2 separate regions of the Mus musculus genome follow, and region 2 is linked to region 1. A link is a loop called in an ENCODE intact Hi-C map of the cell type or tissue named here. Cell type or tissue: left cerebral cortex. All regions are shown on one strand. Each heading gives the region's core, and the rest is flanking DNA. Links, peaks and the distances in the headings are about the cores only.

Region 1 (15,812 bases), core at 4,978-12,977:
TGTATATATATGTGTGTGTGTATATATATATGCATGCATTAGATTTATATGTATATATATATATGTATATGTGTATATATATGTGTGTATATGTGTATATATGTGTGTGTATATATATATGTGTGTGTATATATATATATTTCAATCCATGCAAAAGAGGACAATAAATTTTAAAAACAGCCTAGGCTCCTCATGAATTTTCATGGAGGCAGGAGGGGTAATAAGTGCAGAACACTGTAATGCCTGGTCTCCAGTGTTTTAAAACTCTTCCAGACCATGAGTATAGATGCGTTCTCTCATCATTTCCTTCTCACTTGTTCTAAAGGCTCACACATGTTCCTCATGTAGGGAAGAGCTTCGGTCATGTAGCTGTATCTGCCCCACAAAGTTAGTGTAAGAGGTTGCTGCCCACCACCAGCCACACTTCTCTCTTATTTCTGAGTATTCCTCCAGCCTACATTGCCCATGGTTCTGTGTCTGTCTTGGGTCTAGTCAATGGATTGTGACTATTAGAAGTAACACACAGGAATGGGTACCATGAGTCCAGGCTAGACCCATGAGTCTCTTCCATATTTTCTAGAATAGGAGTGATTTCACAGAGGGATCTGAAGCCATGACTGAAGACAGTGGAACCCATGGTCCTTGTGAGGAGAGGCAGCACTGACTGGACACCACTCACACCGCACTACGATATCAACGTCTGTTTTGTTGGCACCACAACCCTTTATGAGTGTTCTCAGAGCCCCGCTTTGCTTTACCCTTGGCATGAGGTATAAGTAACGGACATGAGTCCTGCTATGTGAAGTAGCACGCTGCACCTTCTTAATGTGTTCACTGCTGTTACTGCAGCCAGCATGCGCTCTTGCTGCTGTATTAGAGCTATATTTGAACAGTGTCTTAATGCTTTAAGCCAGTGGTTCCCCAGCCCAGACTGCATATTAGAATCACTTGGGGAACTCTGCCTAATTGGTCAGGGCTGGGTCTTGGCCTTGGCTAGCTCTTAAGAACTCCCTGAGTAATTCTAATGGGCAATCCAAGTTAATGTGCCCTGCTCTGTGCAGTTGTGATAGACAGTTGGGGAAAACCGATCTCCCTCCACCTACCAACTGCTGGATGCAGGCTTAGCATCTTCAGCAGAGCTAGGATGGGAACTACACTGCCATAGTATCTGGTCTGGTCTTGATCTTTCACTAAGCCCTTACTATGGGGAACTGGAGTCCACAGATCAGCAGGCAGCTTTGGATGAGCTAGGAGTCTAGAAGTGCAGACTCCAGTCACACCCTAACTTACTGAATCACAAATTTTGTGTTAGAGTAATGCCCGGGTGAGGCACACTCACAATGACGTTAGGGAGGCTAAGGGAGACTTTGTAGACAAGCCTAGGGGCAAGGAGCAAAGGAGCTGGTTCTTAAGCTGTAGTCTGACCTTGAAGAGCAAGGCATGATGGGAAAAGAGCCATGGTTCTCTGTGTTGACCTCACCTTCAGGCAGTCTACTGTATCATCTCTATTGTTCTGCAAGAGGCTATGGTTTCAGGTAGATATGTACAGAATCACTCGACTTCTGCCCTGCAAGAGATCTGCAGGCCTGGAGTAGTTAAAACTGTCACTGTAGCAGCTGTCCCCAGTCCGACTCAAGTTCAGGTAATGAGTCCAGGAAGCTTTCTAGACCCCTGCATGCCAAAGTCATAGCTGTTTCCAAGGTGACACCTGCAAACTTTGCTTTTAGCTCAGGGAAAAAAATCAATAAACGTTATACAGCACATTACATTTTCCACATTTGTTGTAACAACACGGAACGCCAATAAATGTGTCCACCCAAGTAAGTAAACGATCATGAACTGGGCTCTGTCTGTTTCCAGGCTGGGTAGAAAATGGTGTTCACCTGCTCTGAGATACGCTGACAGATGATGTTCAAGATCAATATGACCCAGTAGTCCCAAGGGAGGGGCTGTGATATGCTCTCTAGTTCAGAGTCACTGCAATGGGGTGTTCCTGAGGAAATACAGTATGCACTGCTGATAGCTGCTAGACTTCAGTGTAAAAACAAAAACGAGGCTTCACATAAGCAACGTGAAATGCGCCTGGTGCCACAGCCGCAAAGAAGCCATGGAAGAGCAGGTGAGGCAGCTGGTGCGAACCTGCGATTTACTGACAGTCTTTGCAGCAGGAAAAGAGGGGCTGGAATCAGAAGCTAACATGTGTTTCCATGCTCCAAAGATGCAACTGTTCCCTGAAATGACAGGAGCCTCAGCTAAACTGAGTAGTCTCATCTGCCGCCAGGTGAGAATACACTATGGTGTTCTGAAGTCGGGGTTCCCTTTTCAACACATAACCGGCTTCAGCTGGAACTCCTGATGGCAATTGTGACTTCTTTATTTCTTTAAATGAAACCAGGGGTTCAAGATGAAAGGGAGGCCTGTGCTTTGCAAGGTAGACCAGAAAGCTCTCGTGTAAGAGAGCGTTTGTCACTTGCCTTCTCTCCCTCTCTCTGAAGCTCACAAAGGCCTGCACCACCAGAGACCATGCAAGGCTCAAGGTGGCTAGGATAGCCTGGTGATGCTCAAACTCCCCCTCCACAGGCTAGACCACTCTGGCACACAGATAAATCAGTGTGGGGTTTTCTGAATCTCAAGATTTTTGTTTGTCTTTTTGAAACAGACTCATTGTATAGCCAAGACACACATACAGTCTCTACCCCTCTCCTCTCCTGTCCTCTCCTCTCCTCTCTTCTGTATTTCCCTTAATTACAATAAAAATTTTGCTTAAAAGCACAGAACAGTGAACATTTTAATGGCTCAGTGTTACAAGGTTTCTGACTGGACCCCAATAGTTAACTGTTCCTCATCAGTTGTTTCATTATCAAGTGCAGTTTCTTAGATTAGAGAAAAAGAAAAGAAAACAGAAATAGTGCCGTGTGTGCTTGAGAGGAACACAAGATTAAGTGTTACAACTGTATAACCAAATTAAATCTAGCACCTTTAAAATAAATACTAATACCCCCCTTCGTAAGTGTGAACGCACCAATGGGTGAAATATTGCCCACCAGTACAGAGCAATTAACGGCAGCATTTGGACACCGGACACCGAATTTCGTAAACACACAGCTGTGTGCTTAGTGAACATATGTTTGGCTTAGCCCCTACACCCAGGGATGAAAAGGGATATGGTTGACTCTCTTAGGTTCCCAATCTGAAAAGCTACCATAAGCTCTAGGCAGACATCAGTCTGTTTGAGTCAGACAGAGTTCTTTTTGACAGATACACTCGTACCATTTCCAGTCCACCCCAGAGCACTGGTGGCCAAGGGAACACGAGTACAGGCTTAGGATGTAACTCTGACTCAACTAGCACCTATTCATGTACAGTGCCAGAGGCAGCTAAGAAACTGGAACCTAAGTCCCCCACACTGGACACTGGGCGCTGGCTTTGCAACCAGGGTAATCTAGGGCAACTCAATATAGCACAAATGTGGTGTCTGTTTTATTTTCACATTTGCTTATTTGTGTGTGGAGGGCAGAGAGCTGCCTGTGAGAGTCAGTGTTTTTCTTCAACCACGTGAGTTCCAGGAATTAAATTCAGATCGTCGGGCTTGGCAGCAAGCACCTTTACCCATGGGACATCTTGCTGTCCCCGGCCCCCTAGCAACCTGCCCCCTGTGTTACTCAGACAGGCTGGAAGCAGGAGATGTCTATATGTTAAGCCTTCCTCTTACTGTTTCAAGCATTAACATTAGTCCACCCCGTGTGGTTCTCTGGCCATTCACAGGGCCACTGCGCTTGCCCCAATCCTTGTAACGAACCTCGGAGCCTCAAGCCCTACTTTTAACAAGCCAAACGAAAAGCTACACTGAGAAGCAGGCTCTGCAGGCACTGATGTTAAGACTGCATCACTACTAGGTGCTTTTCTAACCCCTTAATTACTCTCAGCTGCCAGGATCAAAGATCACTTCCTACCAGGAGGCTCCACCTTCTGGTTTCACCTTCCTGGGACCCACAAGGCCCACAGCTCTTCTCACCTCAGTCTCTCAGGCTGAGCCTTGAGTTTTGGGGCCATCTTTTTTCATTCTTAAAAATGTGCGCTTTTTTATTATAAAACTTATAAAAGGCCCTAGCAGACGAGGAGAGAGTATCCAGAGGCAACTGTTGGTCCTGTGTGAGTATGTATACAAGTGTGCACACACACTGTTGGTGAAAGAAAATTAAAATTCAAGGTCCATGACTCATGCGACTTGCTAGTTAGGAAGGCTTTTTGGGCCTAGAGTAAAGAACAAAGGCTGTAAAGTCATCCCAGGAACTGGCTAGCCATAAAGATAGGGAAGACATACAAGAATGTCCGGACTGGCCTGGCGCCTCCCTATCTCCCGCCCTTCTGACCTGGGTTAAATGTTAACCAGATGTTTTGCTGTCTTAGATAAGCACCCGGCCCTCAGAATTCCTGACGCCCTGATCTGCACATACTCTTTTTCTGATGTGTAATCATTCTGCTGATGTTTAAATGAACCAATCGTGTGAAACCTCGCCAATTCCTCCCCCAGCCCCAGACCCTTTTCTATAAAAACCCTTAGCTTTCAAGCCTCGTGGTCAACAACCTCTGTCTCCTGTGTGAGATACGTGTTGGCCTGGAACTCCGTCATTAAACTACCTCATGTGTTTGCATCAAGACAGTCTCTCATGATTCCTTGGGTGCACTCTGATTCGGGAATTGAGTGGGGGTTTCCCCACTAGGTTCTTTCATTGGGTGTGGTTGCAGGTTATGCATAGAAAATGGCTACATCTCAGCCTACGGGCAGAGTTCCTAAGACTTGTGATAGAATTAAGTGTGCCAGTGTTTCCTGCAAGAAAAGGCACATGTTATTCTGTGAAAAGCGCTGTCATGACAGATGAACAAATGCTGAGAGGAAGGGTAGCAAAGAGGCAAGTGGAAGCGAGAACAGAGGCGTGCCCTGTCTGCAAACAAGCAAACAAAGCCTGGGAAGGAGAGAGAGCCAGTACAGAGCCTGTTGCACATGTTGTGCGCAGAGCCCGCACGGCTGGGGGCGCTGAGCGGTGGAGTTTTCAAGTATGATCTGGATGCTGCCGAAGGCACTGCTTCACAAGGCAAGGTGTGCAGGGACCTGTGTGCTGTTCTATGGGCTACTGCTCATATGCCTAGTGCCTCACAAGGGGCAGTAGGTGAGGGGTGGGAGCTGGCAGAGAGAAAGAAAACAAGGAAAATGATCCCAGACCATTCTGCCAGGCTGGCACGGCCCCAATGTGATGCATGTGGGGGATTTACTACTCTCTGTGTTGTACCTGATTGCAAGAGGTTTTATTACTATGAAATACAGGCCATCCTACTTCCCAGAGAGGAAAGGGGAAATAAATCCTGCCTGGCACAGGGGTGGAGGAGATCCTAGGGCTTAAGGGCAAAGATGGAGGATTTCCCACTTGCAGGGGCCAGCTATATCCCAAGCATAATGAAGCCGCCCCTCTCCTGAGGAGCTCAAAGCACTGGCCACGGTTGGTGATTCTCTCTGCTTCTTCCAGGAAGCTGATGCTACGCCTTCCAGAACCTTTGTTCTTGCTCAGCTGTGGGGCAATGGGAAGGACTGCAGGCCATAGCAGGGACATAGTTGGTGAGGACCCTGGACCCAGTAAAGGAACCATTTCCTGCATCTGCCCCCAAACAGGTTCCCCAGGACAAGCGGCCTGCCAGGTGAGAGTGGATGGACTGGGTCTGTGGGGAGGCAGACTCTGGCCTGGTAGGGGAGTGATTTTCCTTTGGGGTCTCTCTGTGGAAGAAGAATCACCTGTCCTGCTCCTTTGGTCTCAGTTGAAATTTCCCCCCTAATGCCATGGACTGGGCCCAGTCGGCCCCCCTCAATCCGTGGGAATCAGGGGTTCGGACAGATGGGCATAGAGTCGGCGGGGATTGACAGACAGACACAGACATGAAAGAGTGTGCTGGATCTGAATGTGATTTGTCAAATCGAGCATCAAACTTTTTATACAGAAGAAAATAGGGAAGTTAGGTGATACACTGTCAAGGTACAATGAGGTTACCGGATTCTTACATAAAACAGAGGAATGTAAACACAGAAGGACTGGCAGGAACCAACTGGGATAAAATTCAATGTTAACAACTGGGATCAAAAACAACCCCACCTTAAGGTCAACTTAAACTTAGAAGCCACTCTCACCAGGCAGGCCCCTTGTCCTGGGGAACCTGTTTGGGGGCAGATGCAGGAAATGGTTCCTTCATGCCCTTGCCATAGTTCCTATTCTAGTCTATTATATAGTCCACCTTCCCCCTAGGCCTAAATACCTGTGTATGAGTGTAACTCAGCTATCTATAGTTCTAAGTATCTACTCTGGTTCCTCCTTAGATCACAAACTTCCTTCTTCCTAGATAATGGTAAATTCCTGCGTAGGGCAGTGACTTAGCTGTCCATGCCCAGGGTTGGCTCAAGGACTGCCTAGAATCTAATTTAGCTATATGTCAAATAAAGGCACTTATAATAAAGCAATATTAAGGGAAAGCACACAGATCCATTTACCAAGTAAAGCAAGGACATTGGAGCATTCTTTATACAGGATGCCATGGTTCCAGGAGACTAAGTTTCCATGAACTTTTCACCTCGGGACAGTGCCCAGGTTTATGGGGCCTGTCATGCTTGTCACTACTGGAGTGGATGTAGCACCCTAAATGAAGTTTAAAAAGAAGAACCATTTCATTGTCAAAGTCCAGGAGAGATAGACATTGGTGGGCTCATTTCCAGTAAGAGTAAAAGAAAGAAAGGAGGCAAGGCAGGCCCTGCCAAGGGGTAAATTCACTGAATGGTGAGTCTGTGGGAGGAGGAGGAGGAAGGAGAGCTGAGCCTATCTGTGAGGTGGGATACTAATGAGATGGGCTAGAAATGAACACCAGTGAAGTCTTAGGTCTTCCTGAAAAATGGGGGGGGGGAATCTGGCTATTTTTGGGGGGAGGTGCATGTGTGCATGCACGTTTATGCACCACATGCATGCAGTACCCAGGGAGGCCAGAAGATGCCCCAGAACTGGAGTTACAAAGAGCTAGAGTTCTTAGCTGCTAGGAATGAAATACAGACCTTTTGGAGAACAGGCAACCATTGAGCCCTCTCTTCAGCTCTAAAAATGTGTGTATGTTTTAAAGAGACAAATCAGTGTTTCTTAATTCAATTTAGGCAGAATAAAGGAAGGAGAAGGTGAAGGAGGGAGAGGAAGAGGAGGAGGGGTAGAGGTGGCAGTGGAGGAAGAGGAGGAGAAAGAGAGGGAGGAAGTGGAGTCCTGGTGGAGGAAGGGACAGATTGTTCTCAATGTTAGGACCAAGTTTCTTTGAAGCACAAGCCTGTGTAGCTGGCGAGGTGGAAGTCATCACTGGCAGTAACTCACTGTTGAAAGGAAACGTTAGGCACGGCAGTGGTGCCGAGAGCTGGTGTGGCGTGCAAGCCACTCTTCTCTGTAATCACTCTGCTGTCGTGTACAGCAGCGCATGAAAACAGCATTAGGAGAATTTACGGTTGCTTACGAGCAATACAGTAACAGGATTGCTTGCTAAGACAATACCTCCTCGGGGTCACTGGCAAGGTGGCTGTCAGGCAGACAGTGCCCGTGACAGGCATTTCACTGTGAGGGCACAAAGTACCCAAAGGGGGACAGAACCACTAGCATTGTGTCCAGACCAGAGCACTGCGTCTGCACTCACAATTGACCTCTGAGTATTTCAGACAGGACTTCAAGAGCCAATCCCTCTGGTGGAGCAAGCCCAAGATCTCCTCTCTCCCAGGCCTAGGAAACACACACTTGTCTTCAAAGCAAGTGAAAATCCCTTCATTTTTGATGATAAGCTCCCCAAACCTCTACGACCTTGCCTGGTGTAAGCCAGGTTCCTGTCTGAGGTTATAAATTAGCCATTCCCTAGAGGATGCAGGGAGTTTTACAATCCTAGCAACTCCTCTACTCTCAGGAAGGCAGAACTAAGGGCACATTTTCCAGATTTTTATGGCTAAGTGTGGTGGCACATAGCTGCAATCTCAGCTTTGGAGGCAGAGGCAGGAGGATTGCCGCAAGTTTGGGGCTGGCTTCAGCTACATAACAACTTCTAGACCAACCAGGGTTGCACAAACGACAAAACAAACCAACAAGCAAGCCAGCACATAAAGAAACCTGACCACAACTCTTCTTTCCAATCATCCCCCAGTAGGAACACACTCTGTGAAAAATGTCAAACAGAGCTGGCTGGAACAGGACCAGCTTGGGACAAAGCTATGGGGGAACCGCTTTTGCAAGAGCCTGGAGGACAGTAATCCCAAGCCACCTCATCATGTTTTACCCGACCCCTCTCTCCCGCGCAGTGGTGGGGGAGGGGAGAACTTGGGGCAAGCATAAGCCAGGAGGCCTCCTTGCACATCCTGCAAAGAGAGGCCTCACTGCTACGCTGGAGAAAGAAGAGAGAGGAAAAGGCAGAGACTGCTCTTTTCTTCGCTTTCTGCTGATTCAATTTTATATCGTATCCAGCTGCGGCCGGGATAGCGGGTGAGTCTGCAGGGAGCCCAAAGGGCCAGGAGAGGCTAATGGAGACTGTGCCTCCCCACCCCGCCAGCTGGTCTACTCAGAGGGTGAGGAGCTGAGGGGGAGGGGCGGGTGACCGCTTGGTCACTGCTATTATCACTACAGCTGAGGTGAACAAGACTTGAATTCTAATAAGCAGTGCCTCATGCGTTCAGTACAGCCCTGGGTGGTACTGGGGCTTTACCTGAGAAGCAGATGGGGTGGGGGGGAGAGAAGTAACTCCCACAGTGCCCGCCATGGTACGGAGGGACACTCAGTGCATCTTGGGGACAATCATATGCCCCATCCTCTCCACCCCACCACACACATGCAGAAAAGTCTTTTGCACACTAAAATTCCAGGCTATACGAACAGTGGCGGGGAAGGAGCAAGTCACACCACGGCCTAGGCAGTCCCTCCAAGGGAGACAATGGGAAGTTCAGGGAAAGAGCGCCATCTTGGGGCAGGGCTGTCTCTGAATCTGTGTTCCTTGCATGTGGCACCCAAGGCCAAGGGGCACCAGTCACCCAGCCTCTTTCCTTTCTGTAGAAGAACACCTTACTTGGAACTGACTCAAGGTTGAAGAAAGTTGACAAAGGGCATGTCTGTCTCTCAGATAGCCCTCCACAAGCAGACAGGATGGACGGTCGCTCCTAGTGGACCAGGGCTGACTGTGTGACTGAGCTGGTTGGCCACCCCAACTGGAATCTTGACCCCCACCAACACCTCTCAGAGGCAGTCTCCTTGGGCAGAGTGGTCTCCGGTAGCTGTCAGGAAGGGGCCTCTGGATCGGAGAGGGTCACGGGTATGGTGTCAGAAGCCCTGGGTTCCAGGAGCATCATGTTTCTTATGCCTTTCTGTTCTCCTTGGAGTCCAGACAGAGTAGCCTCCAGTGGTTTTAGCTGAGATCTAATCCAAGGCTTGGGGAGGACAGAGAGCTCTCTGCAGCTGACGTCACACCTGCTTATGACTAAGACCAGGAAGTGATCCAAGGCCCTACTGTGTGGGCTTGGAGGAGGAACTTCAACATGACAAGAGAGCTAAGGCAGTTTGGGGAATGAGAATACATCTGGGGTCAGGGCTGGGAAGAAGTGGGGGGGGGACCTCTCTTCCAGCAAGGGACTGCTCTAAGGACAGTGACAGGAATATTGTTTCTTCATGCTCAAGAATGCTGGTACAGAGGGGAGGGGTGGGGGAAGGAGCATGAGCCCTCCTCCATGCCAAGCAACTTGGTAGGGCCAGAGCCTGGAGCTGTGTGTGGAGACCTCAGTGGGCACAGCCAAGCCAGCTCCGACGCTCCCGCTCATCCGCGCAGAGGAGGTGTTTGAGCCTGGCATGGTAGAATGAATGGGAGATGTACTGGTCATGTCTCCAGCTTCGTCTTCTGTAATCCGTAATTCAAAATGACCATCAGGAGGCTGGCTATGGTGGCCCAAGCCTGTCATCTCAATACTCTAGAGGCTGAAGCAAGGGGACAGTAAATTTCAGGTCAGCCTGGAGAGTCTTTAAAAAACCAGGTGCCATGGATAGACCTCAATACCAGAGCACTTGCCAGGCATGTCCAAGGCCCTAGGTTCAATACCTCACACCGCAGGAAAAAAATAACGGTCAGATCCATGGGTGGGTGGTGTTCGTCTTGCCTTTCCTCTGCTTTCAGAGTTCTAGGCAGAATACTTTCTAGAGAATTAAGCTGCAGGTCTAACCCAACCTTTGTTATCTGGACTACCAGGTAGAAAAGGGAGAGATTCCAAGTCTCTCTCGCTTGGTTGGTGAAAGGCGGCAAGCAGCTCACACCTGTGAGCCAGAGGACCCTACCTGTGGCTTGAGGGGGTGACCTGGCAGCAGTGGGGTTCATCATGGGCCATGATTGACAGCCACTCTCTCGGGATGGGGCTGGACTGCAGTGCTCTCAGTTGCCCGCCTATCCTCTTCTCCCCCCCCCTCCCAATCCCTTCACCTCCTACCCCCCTCCCAGCGTGAGAGTGGGCGCTGGGTTTGTGAGGTGAGGCAGCCTGTCTCCTAGGAGTTCTCTGTTGCAGACAAAGGCCGCCTCTAGCCAGAAGACTTCAGATCCCTGCTGCCTGCGCTTTGAAGTCCTCAGGTGCTTCCTGGTGAAGGCAGGAATCCCAGGAGGGAGACATCATGCCTAGCACCTGCCAGGCCAGCTGCCTCTTATACCTGAATGTGTTTTGACTTGGGAACAAAGACCACCACCAAAAAAAAAAAAAAAAAAGTCCTCCACATCCAAGCTGGCTTTGAGGTTTGATCTCAAATTGGAACCTTTCAAGTTATTTCACATTTGGCCAAATAGAGTTCTTCAGTTTTCTATTTTTCTTCCTTTTCTTATGAAAGAATGCCGATCTAAAAGTCTCCTGGGCACTAGTGGGTTCTGAGGCAATCACACTGCAGCCTGCTCTGTGACTGGATCCGTCACCGATTACATCTCCATCCTACGCTGTGAGCTGGGCCTTGGACAGGCACAGGGGCTCACTCTGGGCATTGCGGTTCTGAGGAGCGGTCAGCTTTACCTCACTCACAGGCATGAGGCCGAGACAGCCTTGGCCACACGGGGGCAGCTACTGTTGAAATCATCATAAGACAAAGCTTCTACTGTTGAGGTTCTCCATCTGTGGGTCTCAATGCCCAGAGACCCTCCGAAACCACAGATGTTTATGCTATGATTCATAACAGTAGCAAAATCACAGTTATAAAGCAGCAATGGGGATACTTTTATGGTTGGGAATCAAACATGAGGAACTGTATTAAAGGGCCACAGCTTTAGGAAGGTTGAGAACCAGTGCTCTAGAAAGACAGGCTCCTTCTTGGGGAACATCAAATGGAAAAGCTCACCACACTCTCTGGAGATGACCCACCCAGCGGCAAGGACTCACCAGCCTTCTTCTCTCAGCTCTCTCAGAGCCAGGACGGTCTCACTCTGGAAGCCCTTCTGCCCAGCCTCAGAGCAGGCAGCAGAGTCCCACTGAGAGCACTGCCAGCTATGGGAGGCCCGGAGCAGCAGAGATCTTCACTAACTAACTTGTCTCTCTCTCTGGGTCTTGTAGACTCCGGTGCAGCTAAGCATAAAAACGTTTGCCAGATGAAAATATGAATCTCACAGGCATTTAATTAAAACAGCAAATGGCGACAATTTGAGTGTCTTCTCTTTTCAGTGTCTAATCTCACCGGATGTTTGGTCCTTTCTAGAGAGAATCATAGCCCTGGTTTATTTCTAGAGATGTACTGACAGAAGGACTTCTGGCCAGGATCCTCTAACTCAGCAGTTAGGGACCGACTGCTAGTGTAGTGTGACCAACTACTTCTCTCATCCGCTGTTACGCCTTCCCTTCCGTGACAGACTGTAACATCCTCTAAAAACTGCACCTCGAGTCTCAAAAGAGACTGCGCACGTTAGAACGATGTTGGGACAGCTAAAGACTACGGGGACTTTAGAAGTTAGAATGTATTTTGCATTTGAAGATAGCCATGAGATTTGTGGGATGTAGGCGGGGTTGGTTTATCTCCATGAGCACTGCAGGATGGGGTTGGGGGGCAGAATTGGTTTGAATGTAAAATGTCCTACATAGGCTGATGTATCTGAACCCTTGGTCTCCAGCTGGAGGGCAGGGATCACCTCAAGCAAGGGCTGGAAGGCAGTGGAGCCTTAGGAAGGAGTAGCTTCCTATAGCAAACCGGTGTGAGCTTTGTGATTCCATAGCCCAGCCTCACTTCCTCCTGTCCTTCCTGAATGTGAACACAGTGTAAACTCCAAACCAACCCATCCTTGCCCCCAAACTAAGAGAGGCAGGGGAACTAGTAGGTGTTGGGGATTGGTTCTAATGCTCTGTCTTAATTAGGCTCCCAAAATCACACGGCAATCTACACATCCAGACACTGAGTGTCCCTGATCTCCCATTGGTTTTTGATTGATCAATAAAGAGCCAGCAGCCAATGGCTGCTGAGGGTGAAAGAAGCGGGGCTTTTAGGATTCCTGGACAAGAAACGCAGAGGAGAGAAGGAATAGATGGCCACAATGCCGAAGCTTAAAGATCAGGTTGAAGAGCTGCAGGAGAGAAACCATCCAGCAAGCGGCCCCCCCCGGGGGGGGGCGCTGCCCAGAAGGAAACAGGGCAGCAAAAATAAAATATGGACTTAGAAAGTGTTAACTCAGGAACACGGGAGGTGAGCGTATGCTAGCCACAGGAAGGTTTAGAAGTGCCCAACAGATTGCAAGCTTGTACAACCACTCTGGAAATCAGTCTGGTGGTTCCTCAGAAAATTGGACATAGTCCTACCGGAGGATCCCGCAATACCTCTCCTGGGCATATATCCAGAAGATGTCCCAACCGTTAAGAAGGGCACATGCTCCACTATGTTCATAGCAGCCTTATTTATAATAGCCAGAAGCTGGAAAGAACCCAGATGCCCCTCAACAGAGGAATGGATACAGAAAATGTGGTACATTTACACAATGGAGTACTACTCAGCTATTAAAAAGAATGAGTTTATGAAATTCCTAAGCAAATGGATGGACCTGGAGGGCATCATCCTGAGTGAGGTAACCCAATCACAAAGGAACTCGCACAATATGTACTCACTGATAAGTGGATATTAGCCCAGAAACTTAGGATACCCAAGATATAAGATACAATTTGCAAAACATGTGAAACTCAAGAAGAACGAAGACCAAAGTGTGGACACTTTGCCCCTTCTTAGAAATGGGAACAAAACACCCATGGAAGGAGTTAAAGAGACAAAATTTGGAGCTGTGACGAAAGGATGGACCATCTAGTGATTGCCATATCCAGGGATCCATCCCATAATCAGCTTCCAAATGCTGACACCATTGCATACACTAGCAAGATTTTGCTGAAAGGACCCAGATATAGCTGTCTCTTGTGAGACTATGCCGGGGCCTAGCAAACACAGAAGTGGATGCTCACAGTCAGCTATTGGATGGGTCACACGGCCCCCAATGGAGGAGCTAGAGAAATTACCCAAGGAGCTAAAGGGAACTGCAACCCTATAGGTGGAACAACAATATGAACTAACCAGTACCCCGGAGCTCTTGTCTCTAGCTGCATATGTATCAAAAGATGGCCTAGTCGGCCATCACTGGAAAGAGAGGCCCTTTGGACTTGCAAACTTTATATGCCCCAGTACAGGGGAACGCCAGGGCCAAAAAGGGGGAGTGGGTGGGTAGGGGGTTGGGGGGGTGGGTATGGGGGACTTTTGGGATAGCATTGGAAATGTAAACGAGGAAAATACCTAATAAAAAAAAAGAGAAAAAAAAAAAAGAAGTGCCCAACCATTGAGCTAGTCAAGAGTCAAGGCATGGAAAAATATAAAGGTTGTGTGTGTGTGTGTGTGTGTGTGTGTGTGTGTGTGTGTGTCTTCATTCGCTAATTCAGAGACCGCTGGCAGGTGGCAAGAAGTGGGGTCACTCGCAGGAGCTCAGAGTGGATTAATAATTTACAGCTACAAATATGGGTGCAGACTTCTTAAGTGGGCAGGAATCTTAAGCCACAGACTCTGAACTCCAAGGTCATGCTTCAGCCACCTCTTCTCTTGACCCTCTCTTGCCTGTATTTGCGTGATCACATGATCACTGCTGTTCCTGACCTACCATTTGAGAAAACCGTTTCTAGGAATTTCTCTAATGGGACATGAGTAGCACACGTGCTACTTCCTGTCCATTTGGAAGCCTGGATGTTAAGAGAATGTTATAGACACTAAGCACTTTCTGAGGATTCATCCTCCTGAAGAAAGCAAGCCCCTTTCTGCAACCATACAACAGCCTCCCACGGTCCTGCCTCACTGGGCTCCGGGGATTCTAGGCAGGTTTTATATTGTTTTCCTGAACTGTGTGCCCACCAGCTTCCTTCTAACATTTAGAGCATGCGTAGTTGATTACAACTAGTGTCGAACTGTCACCTGGGTAGTTCACTTGTCTGATGCCCCACACTCTCTCCCACACTCACATCCTACAAGCCCTTGGGCGAGCACCTTCTACACACACTAAGACATTCACACAGCCTGGCGGGCTCTGTGGCGATTCAGAAGGAAATCCTTTCCCACAGGAGAGACCCACACTTCTTAAAGCTTAAGGCCAGACAGAAAAGACACCACTGCTCAGACTCTGGGAAAATAAAGAGCCATCTATCCCTGGGTAGAAATTTCACGTTGCAATTGTGAGGTCTCCCACGAGCCTGCCCTCCCACCCCTCCCCAGAGCAGACGCTCTGATGTGCACTTTGGTATAAGTAGCTGCATGTGGACGTTGGACTATGGTAATGATGAGGGTCTCAAGAGGACGAGGTCTGTTATGAGTCTGTTAGACTGACAACTCTGCAAACAACTGAATCATGCCCTCTTTTTCCTTGGAGTTCCCTGGTGCCCCGCGCACTCTTCCTCTGGGCCTTGTGAGTGTGAGGCAGACAGGTAACAGAGCTCTCAGCACTCAGGAACAGGAGACTGCTCATGCTCACTAACAAAGGTGTTTTATTAAATAAATAAATAAATAAAAATGAAAAAGACTTGCATTGAGCCTGGGAGTATGTATGGGAAAGACACAGACAGAGGTTAACAGCCACAGGGGTCAAAAGGCCTGAGAAGGGAAAGAATTAAGATGCAGCCACATGAGGACAGACAGACAGACGGACAGGTCTACAAAAATAGGCCAATGTATAAGGATCATGGGCTTCAACAACCTTTGGTCCTTGCGACTCTTGATAGGACTGCCATGGCCTCTGCTTCCAGGCCATCAACTCCTCGTGCAGCCTGACCTTGATGGGATAACTCACACCTGTCATTCAAATGTTGGCTCCACCCACTAGGGAGAAGTGGAGGAGGGAGTCTGCACAAGTCCTGCCAGCCACCAAGGTGTCACTGCCACGGGCTGTGAAAGGGGCCCCATGCTCTCTGCTGCCTTGCTGGCTCCACTGTGGCCAGGGACACCTGGTCCTGCTGGGAGGCATCAAGGAGTGCTGACAGCAGGGACGGTCCTCCCTCTGGCATGCTTCTAGGGAGACAACCAGACTGGAATGATGAATCCCTTACTAAGCAACAATTATTTAAAATCCCCTTTTTTTTTTAACTTCAAAAACAACTATAAAAGTACCAGACTCTCTTCTTGTCAGACTGTAAGGCAATCCATCAATGCCTACTAGTTAACTAGGCATGACCAATGGCTTTGAAGTGACAGAGGCCCAGGCCTGAGTCCCAGCTCCACTGCACCTGCCACTGAGCCTTGCTCATCAGCAAGACG
Region 2 (15,812 bases), core at 2,486-10,485, 390 kb before region 1:
GGAAATAGCCTTAAATTAAATATTCATGATAGTCTTCAGGTATAATGAAGGAAACTTAAGTCTCATTGTCCGAGTAAGATGGCATCTTCCTGCAGGCAAGTTGGCTCTGAAGAATATATTGGTATTGGTTCTTCTTCAAATTGTAAGCAGATTGGTTCCTGAAATTGTATATGGAGCTACAAATGCTAATTTGGGGCAACTGACTAAAATATCTAGTTTCCTTTTTGGCTGCTGAGGTGGTTGGTAAATCAAGGCATCTTTCTTGAAATGACCACACCAAGTAGCCTAGGCTGGCTTCCAACTGAAGATCTTTCTGCCTCTGCTTCTGAAGTACTGGGCCACTCATCCCTTAGTTCCATGTATCATCTGAACAGGATCCAGATTTTTGGGGTACTAATCTAGGTTGTAGAGATATTCTGTAGACAATGGTTAACATCTACAGTTGGTTGACTCTAGGTAATAGCAGTCAATAGTCTGGGTGGGCCTAAGACAGTTAGTGGAGGCTTTTGAGGAGCAAAACTAGAGTTTTGAGGGAGGGAAAAAGATCTGTCTCAAAACTTTAGCATGTAAGCATTGTCAAACTGCCCTCTAATGTTTCTTTGTGCTTTCAGGTTGGTTCTGCCCTTGAGCAGGAGAGCTGCTTTTTTTGTTTTTGAGTTACTGTGGAGTGCTCAGTCCTCACCAGGACAGCCAGAGCACTCCTGTTTGCAAGGCTCAGAGACCATCATAGAAGAGGGGTAGAAGAACAGAAAGGCTGGAGAATGTGGACGTTGAGCTGGGAAGTGTCTTCAAAGACAGGACATGGGTAGTGCACTTACAAAGTCGCAGCAACTCTGGTCACCAGCACAAGGCCTGCACACGATCAAGCCTGTTAACATCTTAGCATGGATGGGGGAAGGGACACCTAAGAGTCCCCACTATCCAAGGAGCTCTTAGAAATCAATAGCTGCTGTGGTGACGAGGAGTGGCTTTTCTTCAGGGGTAGACTCTAATTAAACTTAGTGGGTCATAATGAAAACAAGAGGGGGATTGGGGGGGGGGGCAGGGGAAGAAGGGGTCCAGAGGGAGGGATGGAAGACAGATAAGAAAAGGTTAAGTATGATCAAAATCCATTAGATACACATATGGAAACAAAACAAAACAAAACAAAACAAAACAACAGGATGAAATGTTACCTGCATTTCTAGCCCACTAACCAGCTGTCTAGACTTTAGGCTTGCCAGGCCCATGAGTACATGAGCCAGGGCCTCTAAATAAATCCCGTTGAGTTGAGTCTATTTCCCTGGAGAACGCTGATGAACATAGTTTCATCATATGATGGCATTCAATAGTCATTAAGAAGTTACCACTGTGACTCTAGCTGCATATATATCAAAAGATGGCCTAGTCGGCCATCACTGGAAAGAGAGGCCCATTGGACTTGCAAACTTTATATGCCCCAGTACAGGGGAACACCAGGGCCAAAAAGGGGGAGTGGGTGGGCAGGGGAGTGGGAGTGGGTGGATATGGGGGACTTTTGGTATAGCATTGGAAATGTAAATGAGTTAAATACCTAATAAAAAATGGAAAAAAAAAAAGAAAAGAAAATGAAGTAAGATAAGTTAAAAAAAAAAAAAAAGACTAACACAAACACAACAAACAGAAAAACGAAAGCCAAAGAAAAAGCACAAGAAATACATACATCTGTTGTGTGTCTCAACACATATATTCTATGATTCTTCATTTATTCATATGTGTTAGTATCGCTTGAGAAACAGACATTTAAAATAATGTAATTTCAGGGCCACAGCAGTTGAATAAACAATGGAGGGGCTCTTCCCTAAGGAAAACTATTTCTCCCACTTTCAGCAAGCACCTTTACAATCAAAGTCATGTCACCTACCCCAGTAAGACTTTTAGAAATATTTTTATGTATCTATTGAAAAGATCATACAGTTCACATTTATGCATTGTTAATATTATAAATCCAATTAATTTACTTTGAATGTTTCTTTTTGCATTTATGAAATAAACCCATGTTTATTACATATTAAAAAAAAAAAAAAAAAGAAGTTACCACTGAGCCGGGCGTGGTGGCGCACGCCTTTAATCCCAGCACTCGGGAGGCAGAGGCAGGCGGATTTCTGAGTTTGAGGCCAGCCTGGTCTACAAAGTGAGCTCCAGGACAGCCAGGGCTATACAGAGAAACCCTGTCTCGAAAAACCAAAAACAAAAACAAAAAAAAAAAACAACCCCCCCCCCAAAAAAAAGAAGTTACCACTGAGCAACCCCACCAGCCTGTTGGCCTGTCATTCCCATGATGTAACCTGCAGAAACAGCTCTGTGCTCTGTTTATGTTGCTTCATATGACTTAGATTTAAACGTGTTCACACTCTTCCAGTATTGCACAGAACCCTTTATCTTGGCTCCCTTTGGCACCCCAGGTGACACCACCAGAGACTCTAATATTTATGAAGAAAAGCCTAGGTCTGCGTTCACTCAGCTCGCAGATTAAGTATGTAGAACACAGTATGAATTCCAAACTCCCCGTCCCCATCCAGCTTACTTTGGGACAATGAGAAGATAAAAGACAGGCTCAGGAGTCCTCACCAGAGACTACAAGGGAATGCTCAGAATTTGGGGGAGCGGGCGGGGGAGAATGCCTTGTCAAGGAAAGGCCTGGTGAATATTCAAGAGACTTCCATCTTAATTCCAGCTTCTTAGTTTGTATGGCTTGTCCTGAGAAGGATTAAGAAGAACAGGTCTCCTGGAGCAAGTGATGTTAACCAAATGCAGTGTGAGCATACCATTCAAAGCTCTTCTCCAGTGGGGTGGCCTGGTTCGGGCCATCTCATTTATTTTGAGTCGGCAGTATGATTTTCTGGGAAAAGAACCGTGAAGCATTCTCAGGGGATGCCTTAGATGAAAGTGGCCTTTCCCCCTCTGCAACCTTTATGTTTTCATCAGAGTTGCCCTCAGGCTGACCAGCTATGTAAGGTAAGACAGTACAGACAAAACTCTATTTAGAATTGAGTGGATTTGGGGCAAAAAAATGTATCTTAAGGTAAAGATTTGTCTTAAGTTGTCTTGGTGGAAATGTCTTAGTTTCAGGGACAAAGCAAGATGGCCCCCAAGGGCAGCATCAGTGATTGTCAGTGTTACCCTGGTTCTGTTGGTGTCTAGGACAATAACTAAAGCAGAACACTGAGCAGCGAGAGTGTATATTAAAATTCTCTTCTATGTGCATTTCTGTTTCAATTCTTTTGAGTGTTATTGAGTATGTCTAGACTCCAGGGACAGTGGCTGAAATTTCCAGGTTCTTGTGACCCAGGAGAAAGAATTGCACCAGGACAGATGGTTAGTGATAGACAGAGAGATAATTTATTAAGGAAAGGAAAGATAATTTAGATGAGAGTGTGCTAATGAGCTAGGAAAGACTTGCTCAAAAGCCCTGCATCAACAATCTCATGACTCTCATAGGTCATTTGCATGGTGCCTACTTTCTCTTGAATATGTATGCCGTGGGCTATGCGGGAACATATTCTTTTCGCTACACAAAGCCCCAGTGGAGAGGGGTTTTCAGTCTTCTTTTGCCAACTTGTTTGTTTCATGTGTCCACTTTGGAGTCTTTCTCTTCACATTTCTACCCTCCAGCCACAATATGACTTTTGTGGGAAACAGAATATGTTCAACACTTCCTATGGTGGTAACTTTAATTTTCAAATTGGCACAACCTGGACTCACCAGAAAGAAGAGTTTCAATGACAGATTGCCTACTTGGGTTGGCCTGCAGGAGACTGTTTTAACTAAGTTAATTGATATGGGAAGGTCCAGCTCACTATGGGTGGCACCATTCCTTAGGCAGGGGTGGTCCTGAACTGTATAACAATGAAGAAGCCAAATGGATTGCAAGCAGTCGTGTGTGTGTGTGTGTGTGTGTGTGTGTGTGTGTTTATGTGTTCATTCATTTCCTTTTGTTCTTTTTTTTTTTTTTTTGGTTTTTCGAGACAGGGTTTCTCTGTATAGCCCTGGCTGTCCTGGAACTCACTTTGTAGACCAGGCTGGCCTCGAACTCAGAAATCCTCCTGCCTCCCGAGTGCTGGGATTAAAGGTGTGCGCCACCACGCCCGGCTCCTTTTGTTCTTGACTGTGGGTGTGATATGCCTAGTTATTTGAAGTTGCTGCTTTGCCTTGACTTCCCTACAATAATAGACTGTAACCCAAAATTATAAACTGAAATAATCCCCTTTCTCCCATAAGTTGCTTTATTTTCAGAATATTTTATCTCAGCAACAGGAAACAACAGCAACCAGGATACCTCTCAATGTTTACTTACGTCTGTCTATACATGGATCCTAGATCTGTATGGGAAATAGGTGATGAGGAAAGGTGGGTCTGTGGAGAGCCGTTTCCACTATTCTAAGGGGAGATCTTCATACCTTGGTTCAGAGAATCCCATCATGGTGTGGATGCTTGGCTGCTGGGATCAGATTCTACAAGAAGGAGGAAGGCAGTATAGAGTCAGAATATGCACAGAGGGTTTACCTATGGCAGAAAGATTTTGAAAGAAAAATTTGAAAGAAAGAGAGCTTTGTTCATAGAGTGGGTGGGTTAGGAACATAGGTCAAGCTAAGATGGAAGGGTTCCCTGGCAACTTGTCCCCATATTGGTAGCGACTACTTTAGTCCTTTTGGTGGACAGGTGGGAAGTGCTAGGAAAAGAGAAGTTAAAGGTCCTCACAAATCTTGGGGACTTGGAGGAACTTCTTGCATATTGTGGAAGAGAGGAGACAGAGAAAGACAGAAAAACCAGAGTCAGCACTCTGGCTGGTGAAGACCCATAGGCCACCTTTGTAGACACCAGGAACCTAGAGACAGCCAAGCCCGGGCTAAGGAGTCAGTCGTGGTAATCCTAGCCCTTACTCTGCTACTCAGAGTGCACATGCTTTTAGAAAAGTCATTGAATTCCCCCGATGTCAGATATCTGATCTAGTGTTTGTTACTATACCTTCGATATCTTCTTCTGGGTATTAAGGCATTTAATATGAAAAGGGGAATCTCCAAAACTTAATCTTTGGAGGAGTCTGGTTAAACAAAGTGAAAAATGCTTATCCTTCCCACATTCATGTGCACTGGCGAGCTGTAAAAGGCAGATAAATAAAGTATACTCTTCTTTCCAGAAGGATCTGTGACGAGAGGGGCTGTGCACATAGTATCCCGGAAAGCAGCAGCTTAAGAAGTCCACTTTGAGAAGTCCTAAGCTGTACAGTTTATAAACTGCACTTCAATTCTAACATTACCCTTGTATAAAACAGGAGGATTTCTGGGAAATGGGTGTTTTCAGGTACACAAGTGACATGCTGAGCTAGGAGACATTTTGCTTTGATTTTTCCCAGCAGCCTCTCTGGTGGGTGTTTCTCTTTCTAATGGTGCCACCACTCCTGCTGCTGTGCAAGCTACAAACTTGACTCTTTGCTGCCATGCTAAATTGTGACGCTTTATTCTTTCCAATAGCTGAAAACGCATTTCAATGGACAGGCATATATATGTATATGTATATATATATATAATATATACATTATATATACATATGTATAATTAATTTTTGTGCATATGCGTGTGATGTACCCATGTCCCACTTCATATGTGTGGATGTCAGAGGATAATTTTGGATACTGGTGCACTATATTGAAACAGTGTCTCTTGTTGATCATTGCTGCATACATCAGGCTAGCTAGCCCTTCAGTATACTGGATCCTTCCACCCCTACCCACTTCTCACCATAGGAACATTGGGATTCCACATGCACAGTGCTGTGCCTGGGATTGCATGGGCTCCAGACTGGGGTCCTCATGGCAACAGCTTTACCCACTGAGCCATCCCCATTACAGATGGCTGTGAGCCACCATGTGGCTGCTGGGAATTGAACTCAGGACCCCTGGAAGTGCAGTCATTGTTCTTGACTGTTGAGCCATCTCTCCAGCCCCTGGGCCTATTTTTTTGATTACTGCTTTTAGTTGTGGAACACAAGACTCTTCCTTCTCAACTGTAAATCTTGTCATGTCTCTCTTCTTGATCATTTTCAAAGATCAACATGGCAACAGAGTACAACGTCAAATTCTTCACCATTATGTCTGGACAATGCCTAACTCATCTCTCTTTCCTATCTCAATCAGCAAAGTTCCTTGCTCCCTGAAAGTGGTCTTATATCATGATTTTTAATCTCTGCATACTTTCTCCCCTTGGGATTTCTAACTCTTATCTCTTCCCATCAAGACTATCACCTGCAATGAAATAGTCTTTTCATTCTAGACTCCAATCGCCTGTCACTTCTTTGAATACCCTTCCCCCTCCTTGCACCCAAATTTAGACACATGTTCTCCCTTCTCTGAGCTTCATGTGTACATATCTTATCTCACAGGCCCTGCCCGGTGTGATAATGATCTATTAAGCCACACTAATAATTCTTTAGATGATTGGTTTATTCAACACAAGGGATAGTGAACTGATTGGGCTTAACCATTCTGAAGATCCTTCAGTCCTGTCTGGATGACTCCAGAGCAAGGAAACAAATACACCCATGTACAGAGAAGCCAATACTATGACAAAGGAAAAAGCTTTGTTGAAAAATTAGCTAACCAGGAAATGGGAGGCAGGTTCACTCTGATTGGCTAGTGAGTGGGGTTTCCAGGGCTTTTGAGAGTCAATGAGTCCAGCAATATCTTGGGTTTTGCTGGTATCCTTCAAGGCTTTTACTGTTCTAGTCCTTTGCTGTAATATTGGTCAGCACTTTTCAATTAGCTCCCTGCTCTGAGCATAGAACTCCATTGTTCGGAGACTTTTATTTGATCCAGCTCAGGATCATCCTAAGATCAGACTTGGAGGTGCCTCGCAGGATCTGCTGTGCAACACTTTGAAAAGGGGAGACTTATTTTAACATGTACAGAAGAAGGAGGAGGAACTTAGTGCCATTTTGATTGAGGCACATTAGAGGGAACGGACAGTAGAGGACTTAACAGGCCGGTGGCTGGGCAGGAACTTATATTAACTGTGTGCATCAGCCAGGGATGATACAAGCTAGGATCCTGCCTTCCCATGGAGTTTTGGAGGAGGCCATCTTATTCTACAAATGACTATATTCTCCAGAATGTCTCTCGGTCCCTGAGGGAGGCTTCCCAGTTACAAGATACATAGTAACACTTGTAAACCCTTTAAGTAAAAGACCTGTAAAGCAGGGGCTAAAGGATTTCTTTTTCTTTCTTTTTTTTTAAAGATTTATTTATTTTATGTATGTGAGTACACAGTTGCTCTCTTCAGACACACCAGAAGAGGGCATCAGATCTCATTCCTGATGGCTATGAGCCACCGTGTGGTTGCTGGGAATTGAACTCAGGACCTCTAGAAGAGCAGTCAGTGTTCTTAACCGCTGAGCCATCTCACCAGCCCCAACAAGGATTTCTTATGAGCCAGGCAGTCACTAACCTAAGCACTTCCCCCTCCCCCAATTTCTTAGTTGCCTCAGTCAAGCTGTAGGTCCTGAAGAAGTCCCGGTGTGTGTCTACCCTCGGTCTCTCCCATCCACCCTGAGCCACCCTCCTCAGAGTGGCCAGCAGCTCCTGCCCAGGTGTTAAGCATTTTTTCATTTGAGATCTTTCATCTTTCTTAAAACCCAACATGAAAAGGCATCTGCCCTTTGATCAAGCCTCCAAGGCCTCTCCCTTCCAGCCCTGACCCGATTAAGGCTGCAGAACAAGCCTGCACTAAGCACCCCTGCAAAGCCCGGTGCACTCACTTTAGTATTATTTACCTTAACCTTCTTGAAGCGTGCCAGAAAGACACAGAAGTCCCCAGCGCTCAAGGCTGGGAAGATGCGGCAGGATGATAAATAAGTCTAGATGATGATTTCAATGGATGGTAATTTCTCGCTTCCACGGAGACTCTACAAACACAGCTGTCAGAAGTGCATTGTGTAAATCAGATGCTAATTAAATTAAATTCCCACCAGAATCAAGGCAGCAAAGTATTTTGTCTTGTTTTCCTACAAACTGGGCCTCAATCAAGACAGCTGGGGCACCGGCATTTCAGGTACCTGGAAGTAGCAGCTGTGGCGGCGATGTGAGAAGATTGCTTTCATAATTAAGTTGCCGTCAGGAAGAGGGAAGTAGATGCCATTCCTTATGTGATCAGTGACGCTAAAGATGCCAAAAAGATGGTGGCATTTGAGCCGGACTGGGGGAGAGAACTGGGTTCTGATGACAGTTTTAGCGAAACCATTTTACAGCTCGAAGCTACTCTCCCTTGCTTCTCTCCCTCCCCTTCCTTATCCCTTCCACGTGATATTGTTGAAGGCTATCTACTGTCAGGTGACATGTTGGTTCCTGGAATCCAAGAGGGTCTGAAGGTACTCTTCATCCTTTGGTCTTTTTGATGAATCAGGAAGTGGGACTTCAAGATCTTAGCACCTTTTGTGATTCAGGGTCAGGGCATTCCAAGGGTGAGCTTTGATTTCTGGGCCATCGGTTCCACTTCTCAGTCCTCAGCCCTACCTCTCTATTGAAGGAGTCTAATGCACATTCCTACCCCAGGCATCCGTTCTGAGAGAGAGGCTAGAAGTAAAGAACATACAAAGGAGAAAGGACTTGGAAGAGTCCATAGACACAGATGTGACACAGACCTAGGCAAATGCCACCTAAACCATGCAGAGCACACAGTCAGCCTAAACCATGCAGAGCACACAGTCAGTCAGCAGCCTGGGTAAGGAAATCATTCAGTGTAGGTTTTAAATTTGTTTATTCACTCCTTTTTAGAAAGCACATTTATTCTACTGAGGGGATCGCTTGGTATGGTGCTGATGTTGATGTCAAAAGACAGGTTTGCAAGTGTCAGTTTTCTTCCACTGTGTGGGTCCCAGGTATCAAACTTAGATCCTCAGACTTGGTGGCAAGTAACCTTACTTGTCAAGTCATTTTGCCAGTTCCGTTTGATCATTCTTGAAATGTTTACTAAATACTTATCTTGTACCAGGCTCTATGCTGTGAAGGCGCTTCTAGTTCACTGGAGAGGCAAATATTAAAAAATCAACTATAACAAAATGCAGCTGGGTTGATTATGGAATCACTGAAACAGGATGCAAGGCAAGGAGGTTTCCTCTAAAAACAAACAAACTCAAATTGTAAGTATTGAGAGTACTCTGGGGCTAGGGAGACGGCTTAGTAGGGAAATACACTTGCTGCCAACATTGACGACCAGAGTGGAATTCCCTGGACCCACGTATAGAAGGAGAGGACCAACTCCTGCAAGTGTTCTCCGACCTCATATGTGCACACACGCACACACACTAATACTTACAAATAGATGTTTTGACTTTAAAGTGTTCTGTCTCCTCTGCTCTTTTCACGGTCTCTAGAGTTGTTCAGCGCACATCACTCACCATCAGTGTTCTAACGCTCTAAATCCAAGAGGCAGGTAACTCTGTGTGTGTGTGTGTGTGTGTGTGTGTGTGTGTGGCGTTTACTTTGTACAAGATAGGTCTTAACAGAATGTAGAAATACTTCCCACAAATACAGTCTGATACCAATAATTGGTTACAAAATACACAGTGTTACAATAGAGAAATGGGAAAACAACCCCATGTATCTACAAAATAGAATATAAGCTAGTGATAAAACAAAACAGAACGAAACAAAACACCAAATCCAAACCCAAACAAACCCAACTTCATGCAAGAAAAAGTGTGAAGTTCAAACGCAGCCTACTGAGTGATCGAAGCTTTGGTTTGAATAGGGGGTTGCATGCTTTATTCCACTGTGGGATTCCATTAGCATGCTGCTCCAGAACAGCCCAAACTGCCTGCGGGGGAAACCTGCACAGTGCAGTGCTGGGGAAACCTGCACAGTGCTTGGCCCTGAGAAGCAGGAGCCTGGGAGAGGTGGGGTGACTGGGCCAGGGCACAAGGGAACTTCCAAGGGTGTGGCAATGTTTTATATCTTGGTAGCAGTTTTAATCACACGGTTTTACATACTGGGTTACACAATGAACATTTAAAATGTGTGCATCTGGAGGCTAGGGAGAGCACAGCCTGTGTGGTACTTGCAATGAGAAGGACCTGAGTTATAGCCTCAGAATCCATGGCTTTGGTTTTTGCTTGTTTGTTTGTTTTTGTTGTTTTTTTGTTTTTGTTTGTTCTGTTGATTTGTTTTTTAAGGCTTGGAATTGTGGTGTGCTCTGGGTAGCAGAAGCAGACAGATTCCTGCAGTTCACAGCCTCCTAACCACCGAATTTCCTGTCCTAGTGAGGGATCCTGTCTCAAAAAGGAAAAAAAACCAAGGGACTGCCCCACCCCCCACCCCCAGAGGCATAACACCCAAGCCTGTCTTCTTGACTCCACACATACCATGAATACACACATACAATGCAATTTATGAATTCCCCGAGTACTACCATTACTGCAAATAGAATAAAGATGAAATATGAGCCTTAATTAATGGCCCTCACATTGAAATACTTACGGGGAAAAGCCGTGAGGTCCGGAATTCGTTTTAAATGCATCGGAACACTGTGACTGATGGACAGAGGGATGGATAGCTAGAGCCAAGAGGAGCAAGGACAGTAAAATATTAATGATGGCACGGCTGGGGGGCGTGAACCTCCTCCCTGAGCTGCTCTTTCATCTTGGTGCTATTGCTGAAGAAACTTTGGGGGTGGGAAAGTAACTCGATGTCTCTGAGTTACCAGGTGTTGCACCTGCTTGCTTGCTGTTCTTTTGGGCATAGGTGCATTTTTCTGAGGTTGTAAGATACTACCCACCTCCCAGGATCCCATAAGACAGTGGTTCCTAGTTACAGGAGCAATGAAAGACCCCTTGTGAGTTTTTGAAAATCCTCGTGTTATGGGCACACAGGAAGAGGGGATCTTGATGTAGGTGTCTAGAGCAGCGGTTCGCAACCTGTGGGTCGAGACCCCACAGGGGTGGAATGTCAGATGACCTGCATATCACATATTCACAACAGCAGCAAAATTATGGTTACGAAGTAGCAACAAAATAACTTCATGGTTGGGGCTCACCACCACATGAGGAACTGGCTTAAAGGGACACAGCATTAGGGCTGTGAGAAGCGCTGCTCCAGAGGACTCTTCCCAGGGACACCTTACGTGAACTATGCTCTCCTTCCATGTGGAAATGAGATTCTCTGCCCAGCAAATGAATCCAACATGGGGAGCAGCCATCCCAAGCGTTTTCTTCAGCATCTTTTGATTGGCAGTTACCAACTCATTGTGTGGAGAATGCTTGGTAGAGAATGAAGGGAAAGGCACTTCTGGTGCCATCATCTCACATGAATGTCTCTCAGGAGGTTGAGCATGACCATGCTCAGTATCTGTAACTCCGTGTGAAAGCAGTGCTGTGGGTGGCTAGCCTGACTCCTAGGGAAAGTAAGTTTCCACTCATTCCTTCCCCTCTTCATACCTCCATTTTTGTTCTTCCCATGCCCTCTTCTCAGCTCTCCCAGCCTTCCTTCTACCACCTTCAAATACAAACAGAGTGACGTTGCATGAAGGACTGTGTCTAGATCTCATATCTAACCCCTTCCTTCTACCCAAGCCTCTGGAAGGTCATCCTGACCTGTTCACATCTGCAGCATCCGCGGCATCTAGTGCAAGCCCCGTGCACATGACAGGTGCACAAATGTACTGAATTCAAAGGAAGGCTGAGCTCAGTGCTGGAGATGTAAAGGAGATGGGGCCACATCTAGAGACCGAGCAGAAGTTTAGACGGTTTCCCCTGGTCTTGAATACCTGCCTGTGAGTCAACCTTTCAATGTCAGCAACTACTTTTCCTCATATTTTTGGAGGTGTAGCCATTTGGAAGTACTGTCACTTAGGAAGGTGACCTACTACTGTGTGAACTGGCAGCTCTTTCATACTTTGATTTATCCTCTAACCCTTAGGGGAAAAAACTTTGTTCTAAGTTGATTTGATACAAGAACTAACTTAAAAGAGTTCATATTACTCTGTCTCTGCACCACCCCCACCTGTGTGTGTGGTGTGTGTATGTGTGTATGTGTGTGTGGTGTGTGTGTGTGGTGTGTGGTGGGGTGTGTGTGTGTGTGGTGTGTGTGGTGTGTGATGTGTGTGGTGTGTGTGTGTGTGTGTGTGTGTGTGTGTGTGTGTTAGTCTGTATGTGAAGCCTTATGGTCCAAGCTGTTGCCTGTGGTTACAGTGATACCACCCCTCTTCTCATGCACTGGCTACAGTGATTGTCTTTGCCTAGGATTTCACACACACACACACACACACACACACACACACACCCTACCATACCTGGTCACATCAGACTGGAAAATGCTGACTACAGCAATGCTCTCTTGAACAGTTATAGTGCCTTTTTTATCTTTTATGTGCCTGTGTTGCAGACTCCTATTTCATTATCACTCAAAACACCCTAAACTTATCTGACACAGATAACTGCCATTTACATGCAACTCACGTTCTAAGGCCAAGGTTCTCAGATTCTTTGGTCTCAAGACAATTGTATCAGTCTGCATCCAATTAAGGGAAAGAAACAGAATGGTAATACCAATGGGGAATGTTTATATTTAGTGTGCATGCATGTTCTTGTGTGTGTGTGTGTGTGTCCATGTGTGCATGTGTGAGTGCATGTGTGTGTATGTGTTGCCTGTGTATGTGTGCATGTATGTATGTGTGTACATGTGCATGTGCATATGTGTGTACATGTGCATGTGTATGTGTATGTGTGTTTGCATGTGTATATGTGTGCATGTGTGTGTGCATGTGTGTGTACATGTGTATTTGTGCATGTTTGCATGTATGTATGTACATACATATGTACATGTGTGTGTGTGTGTGTGTGTGTGTGTGTGTGCATAAGAAGGTCAGAGGACAACTTACAGGACCTGACTCTCTTGTCCTACCTCAGTTTCCAGAGACTGAACTCAGGTTGTCAGGCTTGCTAGTGAGTGCCTTTACCCACCTTCCTGGCCCCTGGGTGATGTTTAATATGAAAAGTCATTACTGCAGCATGAGGTTAAAGGAAGAAAGGAGAGCATGGAAGAACATAAGAATAGCAGACATGTGCATCAGTCATTCACCGTCTGTGCTGACAGCACGTACAAGAAGCGTTCTCCAGTTCCTCAGTGCTCTGGCTGTGGAGAGAAGAAATAACTTTGGTTCATAGATTGGCAGAGAAATCACCATGGTGGCATAGCAATGTAACTGTCTAGAAACCTGCTCTCTGAAAACAGGACTGTGGGTGGCAACCCCTTAGGAGGCCTCACATCAGATAGCCTGCATAACAGATACTTATATTACAATTAGTAAAAGGAGAAAACTTGCAGTTATGAAGTAGCAGTGAAAATAATTTTATGTTCAGAGGTAACCATAACATAAAGAACTATATTAAAGGGTTGTAGCATTAGGAATTTTGAGAACTACTGTGTCAGGAGATTCTTTCCCATGTGCTGGGAAAAGCTGTGCATGAGTGTCTCAACGGAGGCACCATGGTAACCATGGTAACCAAACCTCCTGTGGGCAAGCATGAGGAACAGCTATTGTCCACTGGGTGCTGTTGTGTGTACATCAAGGGCTGATCCTGGGGCAGGAGAGATGGCTCAGCTGTTAAAAGCACTGACTGCTCTTCCAAAGGTCCTAAGTTCAATTCCCAGCAACCACATGATAGCTCACAACCATCTGTAATAAGATCTGATGCCATCTCCTGGTGTGTCTGAAGACAGCTACAATGTACTTACATATAATAATAAAGCTTTGGACCGGAGTGAGCAGGTCTGGAGGGAGCAGAGATCCTGAATTCAATTCCCAGCAACCACATGATGGCTCACAACCATCTGTACAGCTACAGTATACTTCTATACACGAAATAAATCAATCTTGAAAAATAAAAGAGCTGGTACTGAAGAAGCCGCTTGGACTATAGGAGCTAAGATCCGGGGAAGCCGTGTATGTGATCCAGAGCTGGAGAGAACATACCAGAACCAGGAGGGTGAAAGCCTCTCCTGCAGTGTCTCTCCATCTCCCTCTGTTGACAAGGGCTACTGCCAACTAAACAAAAGGAAAAACCAAAGAGCCCATATCCACTTTTATGGAGCAAGCAACAATGGATGGATCCTGAAGTGGGGGAAGGCGATATATTGATAACTTTCACAGGTATAGCATTTTGAGATTATATATCATGAACTTCTTGGTTGTTAATATGCAGTGACCATTTGCCATGCATCAGGCATTGCACTGAGTGCCTTCTAACAGCTTACTTAATCCTAACAGAAGCCTTCATGAAAAGTGTCATTGGCATCTCTATGATAAGGCTTTCTGTGGCTTTGATGTGATAAAACACCGTGACCAGGTAACTTATAAAAGAGAGAGCTTGCCTTACAGTCTCAGAGGGATAAGAGGCCATTGTGGCTAGAAGCCATGACTACAAATGGTAGGCATGACAACAAGGGAGCGAGAAGGTTCACATCATGAGCCATGAGCCATGCACGCCAAGCAGAGAGAGCAAACTGGGAGTGGCAGGGGGATTCTCACAGCTCCCAGTGACAAGCCTTCCTTCAGCAAAGCCACGCCTCCTAAACCTCCCCAAACAGCGCCACTAACTGGGGACCAAGTGTTCAAACACTTGAGGAGACATTTCTTATTCAAACCACCACAGGGACAAAAAACAATGTAGGAGAAAGGATTTGTTTTGAGAGAGAGAGAGAGAGAGAGAGAGAGAGAGAGAGAGAGAGAGAGAGAGAGGACACAATAGCAGCGAAGGCAAGGCAATATGCATGCAAGTCTAGACATGGTGCCAAGAGCAGGCTGTAGTGGTTTGAATAAAAATGGTCCCTATAGGTTCATATGTTTGAATGCTTGGTCTCCAGTGGTAGAACTATTGGGGGAAGAATTATGAAGTGTATCCTTGTTGGAGGAGATTTGTCACTGAGGGGGTGGACTTCGAGATTTTACAAGATTCATGTCATTGCCAGTTAACTCTCTGTGCCTCCTACTTGTGGGTCACGATTCGAGCTCTCAACTGCCACGCCTTTGCTTTGCCTTCATGGACTTCAACCTTCTGAAACTGTAAGCCCAGTCAGATGTGCTCTTTTATAAGTCACCTTGGTCATGGTGCTTTGCCAAAGCAATAGAGACACAACAAAGAAGAAGAAGAAGAAGCCAACTAACATTGGCTAACCTCATTTTTATGCATACAGGAAGAAGAGGGATCAGGAAGTGGAGTGAAGCTAGAGCCTCAAAACCTCCTCCCAGAGACATATTCTATATGTCATTGTGTTGCACTATGGTCACAGAAAAGTGAGTGGTGAAGGCTGTTCTCCATCCACCTACAGAAGAAACAGAGACGGGCAGAAACTTGAGGGCTTTGACTGCATGCTTATGTTCGGTATATTATTATAGCATTCACTTGTCCTAATGAAGAATAATATATTCCATCTCTTGGGAAGCATGACATTTTGTCTGTTGGTTTATAAGTCAGCAGACCCTTTGTTGTGCGAATGTGGCTCAGTGGTAGAGTGCTTGCCTAGCATGTTCAAGCCCTAGTATTTAATCTACAACACAAAAGAGAAGCCAACAGAACCCTTTTTCATAAATCTTAGCTCTAGAATCCTTGAGAGTGTGAAGAGAAAACAATGGAGTTGGGACAAACTGTTGCCTATGGCAATACCTAGAAATGACAACCTGGAGGAGAGACCATGAAACCATTTGTAAAGGGATACAGATCTGTTCTCATTTGGTTTCTATTGCACCATGGCCAAAAGCAACCCGAGGCGGAAAGTATTCACTTGGTGTACAACATGTAGTCTATCA

Evidence for each region. A loop is a pair of places that touch in the nucleus more often than their neighbours do. Peaks named below come from ENCODE experiments on the same cell type or tissue, not always from the same donor. Only the 100,000 strongest peaks of a DNase experiment are listed, where the experiment ranks them.
Region 2: a loop joins it to region 1, with 2.2 times the contacts of the local background. A loop is called at or near these places in 2 of 42 quality-filtered maps.

The regions. Positions count from the first base shown.
Region 1 is chr1:182,861,785-182,877,596 of GRCm38, reverse strand. All of the region lies in intron 5 of Susd4 (sushi domain containing 4), which reads right to left. Among named protein-coding and RNA genes, the nearest start is that of Tlr5, 85 kb to the left of the region's middle. In left cerebral cortex, for the core only: CTCF peaks have their summits at 9,002 (motif pointing left) and 11,088 (motif pointing right); DNase peaks (open chromatin) are centred at 8,507, 9,021, 9,519 and 11,036.
Region 2 is chr1:183,244,917-183,260,728 of GRCm38, reverse strand. It overlaps Fam177b, which reads left to right. Exons shown (of 6, transcript XM_030244966.1): 6 at 6,400-6,429. The coding sequence ends at 6,429. Among named protein-coding and RNA genes, the nearest start is that of Fam177b, 23 kb to the left of the region's middle. In left cerebral cortex, for the core only: no CTCF peak of the experiment used is centred there; a DNase peak (open chromatin) is centred at 6,703.